2 separate regions of the Homo sapiens genome follow, and region 2 is linked to region 1. Evidence: chromatin contacts called from ENCODE Hi-C or POLR2A ChIA-PET data. All regions are on one chromosome and are shown on one strand. Each heading gives the region's core, a stretch centred on a gene start or an enhancer-like site at or near the end of the contact. The rest is flanking DNA. Distances are from core to core; before and after follow the strand shown. Region 1 overlaps SGK1 (serum/glucocorticoid regulated kinase 1). Region 2 overlaps SGK1 (serum/glucocorticoid regulated kinase 1).

Region 1 (4,203 bases), core at 919-3,418:
GGCATATAAGCTGATATCATGTCTTACATATTTTAAACTAAATTTGACCTGAAGTCACCTCTGTTCCTTGAATCTCTACCTGATTGCAGCTCAGCTTAGTATGTTCACAAACTGAAAACCTAATTTAGGAGTACGTTATAAGTCCTCACTAAAAATGGTAGCTAGGTTCTTAGATATTGTAACTTTAAGTGAAATAAAGTATAAGGAAACCAATTTCACCATAAGCTAATTGATATAATGAGGAATTAACTTCCTATTGCATACTTATGGACATAAAAACATCACATAACTTCTAAATAAAGACCAAAACACTTCAAATACTGAACATTGAAATAAATTCCCGGTCTTGCCCAGGTGATCTCATCTCAGCCTCCCAAGTAGCTGGGACTACAGGGATCTTCTCCCTTTGTTTTTTTTCTAGCCCCACTTCCAGTTTGTTTCCACAGTACTTAGAGTGAGTTGCTGTTGTTTTTCTTCTTTGTTCTGTTCTCTCTTTATTTTCTTATGTTCCTTCCTGCACACTGAAGTTGCTGTTGTTTTAGATTTTCTTTTTTTGAGTGAGATCTTCTCACTCAGTCACCTGGCTGGAGCGATTAATAGCTGACTCTGGGTACAGTGCCTAAGCTAGCCTTGCTCTGCAAGGAACAGTTAAAAAAGAAAAGAAAGGAGAGGAGAGGGGAGGGGAGAAGGGAGGAGAGGGGAGGGGAGAAGGGAGGAGAGGGGAGGGAAGGGGAGGGGAGGGGAGGGGAAAAATTAATAAAAACTAAGATAACTATTTACCCAATGATTCCACTTGAGGTGGTAGACAACCCAAGCTTATCCTGGCAGCTCAGGGAACAAGGTGACACCAACCTTGGACAGGAGTCCGTCCCATCCTCAAGGCACACTCACACTCACACCCACACTCATGCTCACTCAGACTGGGACAACGTGAACACGCCAATGAACCTCAACATGCATATCTTTGGGATGTGGGAGGAAAGTGGAGTTACATGGAGAAAACCTACAAAGACATGAAGAGAAAGTGTGAACTTTACACAGACTGTGGCCCCAGCTGGAAATCTTTTTTTTTTTTTCTCATCAATGTTATAACGACATGCTATATATATTTTTGTTACAACTAGCTGAGTCTCAGCCAATCACAGCAACCAAACTTCAGCTAATCACAGCAACTGAGCTTCAGCCAATCACAGGATGCCAACTGATCAGACGATGCCCAAATAAGGCAAATTTGGAGCTTTAACCAGTCAAGCTGTTTGTGTACCTCACTTCCAGTTCTGTCTATAAATGCTCCCTGTCCACCTATTTGCCCAGTGGAACTCTCTGAGCCTCCTTTGGTTCTGAGGGCTGCTTGATTGGAGAATCATTCTTTGCTCAAATAAGCTGTTAAATTCAATTTGTCAAAAGTTTTTCTTTTTTTTTTTTTTTTGAGACGGAGTCTCGCTCCGTTACCCAGGCTGGAGTGCAGTGGCACGATCTCGGCTCGCTGCAACCTCCGCCGCCTCCCGGGTTCAAGTGATTCTCCTGCCTCAGTCTCCTGAGTAGCTGGGATTACAGGCGCACACCACCATACCTGGCTAATTTTTATACTTTTTGGTAGAGACGAGGTTTCACCATGTCGGCCAGGCTGGTCTTGAAGTCCTTACCTCAAGTGATGCGCCCGCCTCGGCCTCCCAAAGTGCTGGGATTACAGGCGTGAACCACTGCACCCGGCCTACAAGTTTTTCTTTCCACAGTATTATGTATCCTGTATTATGAGATAAACTTCTTGGGCAAAAAGCAAGCCATTAAAGGCTGAATATTTCAGCATGCCTAACTTAATAAAATTTAGGACATTTTAACTTTTGCTACAGTTAAAATCCACTAGACTTTTTGATCTGCTGCCATATTAGTTTGATTCAAAATAATGAGAGCAGATTTATTAAAATATGAAGTTGCATTTCATATTTTCCTTGTATTTTTTAAGTGAGAAAATTTCCTGGTATCATTTTAGCTATCATAAAATGCCTTTTAGGACTATGGAAATGAAAGATCTTGGACATAAATGATTTGGATAAAATAAGCACATGAAAATACTGCCTGAAAATAGTTTTAAAAGAATCCTGAGGAATTAGAAAAACGAGCTATTGTGAAACACTGTTAGTTTAGCCTTTAGTAAAACAGCAGAAATAACAAGCAATTTTGGTCAGAACAAAGAGAAAGAGAAAATTGTAAGTTCCACAAACGCAGAAACAGATTTTGCTCCAATTGGAAAGCTTCAGAAAGCTAAACCCTTCATTTACACAATCCAAGGCAGAGTGAGGGGCCTCTCTGTGTTGAGCTAAACTGAGCCTATAGTCACACATTCACACATTTGGCACTAGGACAGTTGTGAGGATAGGATCTGACAAACTTTTCACTGCCAAACATAACTCAGATGCTAGATGAGCATGACTCTAAGTATCTTTACACAGAGAGTTTAGAAATAACATTTCCCTACTCACTGGAATAAATAACCCATCCTTGAACTTGGAACCATCTAAACCATTGTAGATGGTTTAAGTCATGCAAAACAAAGTGCTTTTTGCTTTCTAGATCTTAGCTTAAGAATGCAATATTTTATCTAAATGACTAGGCAACTAAGGTTCGCTCCAATTTGAGGATTTTAAGTCTAGCCATATGTCTATTTCCAGGAAGCTTATCAGTTTTGTGTCTGGGGCTCCAGATAATGGAATACAGCAAATTATAAGCTTCATGGTTCAGCAGAAAAAACAAGTTTGGGGTCCAGTAATGTATAAAATAGTAACAGTAATGATAAAACAAAATGCATTCTTCTTTCAAACCATAGTTAGTAAATCCCATGAAAGTGTAATCCTAGATAAATGTAATCCCATGTAAATGACATAATTCTTTCTCCAGGTAAAAAGAGCTAACATAAATTGACCACTAATTATATGTTAACACAGTTATAAATACCTTTACTGCATTATCTTTTTTAATCCCCACAAAATTCTATAATCTATTATTACTATTTCATTTTTGCATGTATAAGAAATGAAAGGACAGAGGGTTAAATAATTTGCCCAGCCAGGCACGTGACTGTAATCCCAGCTACTCTGGAGGGTGAGGCGGGAGGATCACTTATTTTTTTTAAATTTAAAAAGAGATGGGGTCTCACTATGTTATCCAGGCTGGTCTTGAACTCCTGAGCTCAAGTGAGCTACCTGCCTTGGCCTCCCAAAGTGCTGGGATTACAGGTATGAGCCACCGTGCCTGGCCAAGAGGATCACTTGAGCCCAGGAGTTCAAGTCCAGCCTGGGCAACAGAGTGAGACTCTGTCTCAAACAAAGAAAACAAAGAAAAAATAATAATTTACCCTAAAAAAAATTAAAATAATAATAATAAAATAATAATAATTTGCCCAAAGTCACACAGGTAGTAAGCATTGAAATCTGTGGCAAACTCAGAAGGCCTGACTCAAGAATTCACGACACAACCACAACAGATTGTACACTACCGGGCAGTTTCCTGCTGCTCTGTGCATGGCCTGCTGGCCAACTCTGATGTGAGGTCAGTTGACTAAAAGAGATGTGGTTCAGGAAGCTGAGAATGATTGTGGTTACCTGTTCTAAGATAGAGAAATTGATTTTTAAAACTTCGAGTTGAAGTACGGGATGCCAAAAACCACGTATGAGTGACAGAGTGAGTGGGTCTCTTTCTGATGGATTAAGTCTTCAAAAAGACTTTCAGAATGAATCTCTATCTACCTTAATTTTGGGCAGTGTTAATTGTATTCATTTTTTCAACACATTTGATTGTGCATATACCATGGACAAGAAAGTTTGTTAAAAACTGAATGTATAAGGCTGGGTGCAGTGACTCACGCCTATAATCCCAGCACTTCAGGAGGCTGAGGCGGACAGATCACTTGAGCTTAGGAGTTTGGGACCAGCCTGGACAACATGGTGAAACCCCATCTCTACAAAAAACAAAAAAATTAGCTGGGCGTGGTAGCTTATGCCTGTAGTCCCAGCTACTTGGGGGGCTGAGATAAGAGGATCGCTTGAACCTGGGAGGTCAAGGCCACAGTAAGCCGTGATCGCACTACCGCACTCCAGCCTGGGTGACAAAATAAGACCCTGTCTCAAACAACCAACAACAGCAACAGCAACAAAAACCCTAATGTACAGGAAATTATTTTGGGGAGTAGTGGAAGATAGCTGG
Region 2 (4,203 bases), core at 766-3,265, 41 kb after region 1:
CAAGAGTGGTGGCTCACGCCTGTGATTCCATCACTCTAGGAGGCCGAGGCAGGCAGATCACCTGAGTGATCAGAAGTTCAAGATTAGCCTGGCCAACATGGTGAAACCCCATCTCTACTAAAAATACAAAAAATTAGCCTGGTGTGGTGGCATGTGCCTGTAATCCCAACTACTCAGGAGGCTGAGGCAGGAGAATCGCTTGAACCCCAGAGACAGAGGCTGCAGTGAGCCAAGATCGTGCCACTGCACTCCAGCCTGGGCAAGAGAGCAAGGCTCTATTTCAAAAAAGAGAAAATAAAATACAAATAAAAAACCAATACATTTCTAGCTTGTAACTAGAAGGAGAGACAAAAAGACCAACTTAAAAATAGTAAGTGTAATGAGAGTATGATGTGAAGGAGCTGTTAAGTGATCTCAAATTAATGGTGCTCAGAAATGTGAACTTCTGGAATTCACGTTTAAAGACTAATTGGAGGGCCGGGTGTGGTGGCTCATGCCTGTAATCCCAGTATTTGGGAGGCCGGGGCGGGTGGATCACCTGAGGTCAAGAGTTTGAGACCAGTCTGGCCAACATGGTGAAACCCCATCTCCACTAAAAATACAAAATTAGCCAGGTGTGGTGATGCATGCCTGTAATCCCAGCTACTCAGGAGGCTGAGGCAGGAGAATGGCTTGAACCTGGGAGGTGGAGGTTGCAGTGAGTTGAGATTGCGCCATTGCACTCCATTCTGGGCAACAAGAGTGAAACTCCATCTTATAAATAGATAAATAAATAAGACTAATTGGAAAACTTGGAAATTATTTAGAAGACAGCTCCAAGGATGGCAAAATGAGTCAAGTATTGGAAAAAAAGACCAATGAGGAGAGGCAAACAAGACATAATTAATTTTCTTGAAGAGAAGACCAAATGACAATTGAAGAAGACAGTCTATGAATTTATAGAGAGCTTTATATACAGACAGGGTTGGTTATCATCGCTGAGTATAAAACAAGGGAAACAGGCTTGGTGTGTAGCATAATGGCTTTGTTCGACACAGTAAAGCTAACTAAATGTCAAAATAAGATGCAGGTGGAGGTTGAGCAGTCTTTTCTAAAGCCATGAATAATAAGATAGCAGCTTCTTTGTATGGCTCTGACTGAAGGTGAGAGATGTGCTATGTAAGCTTTCACATCGCTTCCAGGGCTAAGATTCAGGTCCTTGGGGAATATCTTCCTGAATTCAGGGAGTTAATGCCAACTCTGAAATCAAATTACTGGAACATAGTAAAGAAAGCGGGGGGAGGAAGCAACTAGAATCAAGATGAAAATGTAACTTCAAACCCTGTTTAGAAAAAAATAATGAGATTACTTTAAAATAATAAAATTTATTATTAAAAATTTAGAGAAGTTTTGACAAGGAGGAAGTGGAAAAAATAGATATTTTTATTTATTTATTTATTTATTTATTTATTTATTTATTTATTTATTTTTGAGACAGTTTCCCTCCTGTTGCCCAGGCTGCAGGGCAATGGCACGAGCTCGGCTCACTGCAACCTCCACCTCCAGGGTTCAAGTGATTCTCCTGCCTCAGCCTCTCGAGTAGCTGGGACTACAGGCATGCACCACCATGCCTGGCTAATTTTTTTTGTATTTTTGGTAGAGAAGGGGTTTCACCATTTTGGCCAGGCTGGTCTCAAACTCCTGACCTCAGGTGATCCTCTCTCCTCGGTCTCCCAAAGTGCTGGGATTATAGGTGTGAGCCGCCGCACCTGGCCATAGATATTTTAGATAAGGAACAAGATCAAGCATTAAACTGTGAACAAGGTATTTCTAATTAACTAATTTTTTTTTTCAAACACAGCCTTAGGAAACGTGACTCCAACCATGGAGAGTTTAGGTCAGCCCTGATTTTGAGGCCACATGCTCCATCCTCACAGGTGGGTGAGGTCCCTTAGTTGGTATTGTTTGATGATTCTATTAGTTCTTGACTTTTCTGTATATATTTTAATGTACAGTAAAGGGATTGTAGTATTGGCAGGTTTGTCCCAAAATAGACTGTGAGTCAGTTATGAAGGAGGGGGATTCCAGGAACTAGAATTTAAGAGTGAGGAAGTTAAACACAAATTTACATATGACTCAGTACTAACACATTTTACATAATATTGGGTACTTTCTCTTCCTGTAATTGCCTCTATGCTTCATTTGTTGTTTTCACCAATAGCCCTAAATAAGTGGTTTTAAAAAACATTAAGGGAGGCTGGTAGATCACGCCTGTAAGCACTTTTGGGAAGCTGAGGTGGGCGAATTGCTTGAGCCCAGGAGTTCAAGACCAGCCTGGGCAAGATGGCGAAACTCCGTCTCTACAAAAAATACAAAAATTAGCTGGGCATGGTGACACGTGCCTGTAGCCCCAGCTACTTGGGAGGCTGAGATGGGAGGATCACCTGAGTCTTTGAGGTTGAGGCTGCAAAGAACAACAATCTCCCCACTGCACTCCAGCCTGGATGACAGACCGAGACTCTATCTCAAAAATAAATAAGTAAATAATGAATTTTAAACACACACACACACAGACCCACACACAACCATTAAGGGATGACTAATTTGGGGTGTCTTGCCAGCAATTCAAATGTCTAAAATAGCCTTATTCTAGCATTGAATGTTAAAGCCTTTTTCTTTAGACAGACTAATTGCAGAATGAAATGGTTTGCTACCTGTTGAGCTCCAATTCTCCCCTTCTCAAAAAATCAAGAGGCTATGAACTCGCAAGTGTTAATGGGATTCAGATAGAAGCCATCACTGCTATTTTAAATTTTCCTGTGTCTCCCACTAACATTATATCCAAACATCAAAACATCCACAACAATCATCCCCAAGGTTGCTGCTGTATTATTTATAAATGAACACATTGTTGGGTGAATACATTCCACTTTTGAAATTAATTTTCTTTTTCTTTTTCTTTTTTTTTTTTTTGAGATGGGGTCTCACTCCGTCACCCAGTTTGGAATGCAGTGGCGCGATCTCAGCTCACTGCAACCTCTGCCTCTGGGGCTCAAGCGATCCTCCTACCTTAGCCTCCCAAACAGCTAGGACTGCTGGCACATGCCACCATGCCCGGCTAATTTTTTTGCATTTTTGGTAGAGACAGGATTTCACCATGTTGCCCAGGCTGGTCTCAAACTCCTGAGCCCAGGTGATCTACCCACTCTGGCCTCCCAACGTGCTAAGATTACAGTCATGAGCCACTGTGCCTGGCCTGAAATTAATTTTCACTGGTTTATTTTCATAAAATAACGCTGGACACAGTGGCTCATGCCTGTAATCCCAGCACTTTGGGAGGCCAAGGCAGGCAGATCACTTGAGGTCAGGAGTTTGAGACCAGCCTGGCCAACATGGTGAAACCCCATCTTTATGAAAAATACAAAAAATTAGCCAGGCGTGGTGGCATGCGCCTGTGATCCCAGCTACTCAGGAGGCAGAGGGAGGAGAATCGCTTGAACCCGGGAAGGCAGAGGTTGCAGTGAGCCAAGATCGTGCCACTGCACTCCAGCCTGAGTGACAGTGAGGCTCTGTCTGAAAAACTAATAAATAAATAATATTTTCATAAAATAAACTCAATTTCAGTTACATACAGTTTTTTAGGAAAGTGCTTTTCTTTTGTAGCTTTGTTTTTTCCGTCCTATTGCATAGTCTGGCTTCACTGAAATAGCTTTCCACCAAAATATTCTCTTCTCTCAAGCAATAGTATACTGAAGAGAACAAGTAAGTTATTTATTTGCAAGCCCATAGGATTTAAATTAGAATAAACTTGTCCTTGAGAATAATATACTCTAAATAATTCATATGAGTCACAAAATTTTATACCAGAAAAAGTGTGTAAAAAACATCTTATTCCCCAATATTATGATTCCCTCAGTTTGTATGACTTAATAATTCTTTTTTTAGAGTATAATTGTTCCAGAGTTCAGAAATTTTTAAAAGAGATTATCTGTATCTCTGGGAAAAGATTGACTTCCAGCTGGAAAGATAATCTTTTCTTCCATTTTCCCACCTTTTGCATCAGAAAAGTAAACAACCGATTTCCTGACTAAATACACCTGGATTATTTCTCAAGAGAGCAAGAAATGGGTTGATTTATGCATTAGAAAAGTGACCATAAGGTCGTGGAGAATCAATGACTTTAGATGTAGGAAGGATCTTGGAAATCTAGTTCAACTCCCTCAT

Evidence for each region. Hi-C counts contacts between places; a loop is a spot of excess contacts on that map. ChIA-PET counts read pairs that join two places held with the same protein, here RNA polymerase II (POLR2A). Pooled maps may share reads with other maps.
Region 2: a loop to region 1 is called in a pooled map, with 5 times the contacts of the local background. The contact joins two enhancer-like sites. A Hi-C loop is called at or near these places in 9 of 168 maps with a recorded cell type or tissue (GM11168, GM13976, GM18951 and 6 more), 16 of 37 single-sample maps with no recorded cell type and 11 of 50 pooled maps. POLR2A ChIA-PET finds 5 or more read pairs at or near these places in 11 of 52 experiments (BJ, H1, HCT116 and 8 more).

Annotation. Positions count from the first base shown.
Region 1 is chr6:134,193,108-134,197,310 of GRCh38, forward strand. All of the region lies in intron 3 of SGK1 (serum/glucocorticoid regulated kinase 1), which reads right to left. Among named protein-coding and RNA genes, the nearest start is that of SGK1, 120 kb to the right of the region's middle. Within about 2 kb of position 2,169, at least 3 of the 41 ENCODE cell types and tissues checked have a DNase peak (open chromatin) inside an H3K27ac peak, as active enhancers do.
Region 2 is chr6:134,234,121-134,238,323 of GRCh38, forward strand. All of the region lies in intron 2 of SGK1 (serum/glucocorticoid regulated kinase 1), which reads right to left. Among named protein-coding and RNA genes, the nearest start is that of SGK1, 82 kb to the right of the region's middle. RefSeq lists enhancers at 1,681-1,840, 1,881-2,170, 2,311-2,360. Within about 2 kb of position 2,016, at least 8 of the 41 ENCODE cell types and tissues checked have a DNase peak (open chromatin) inside an H3K27ac peak, as active enhancers do.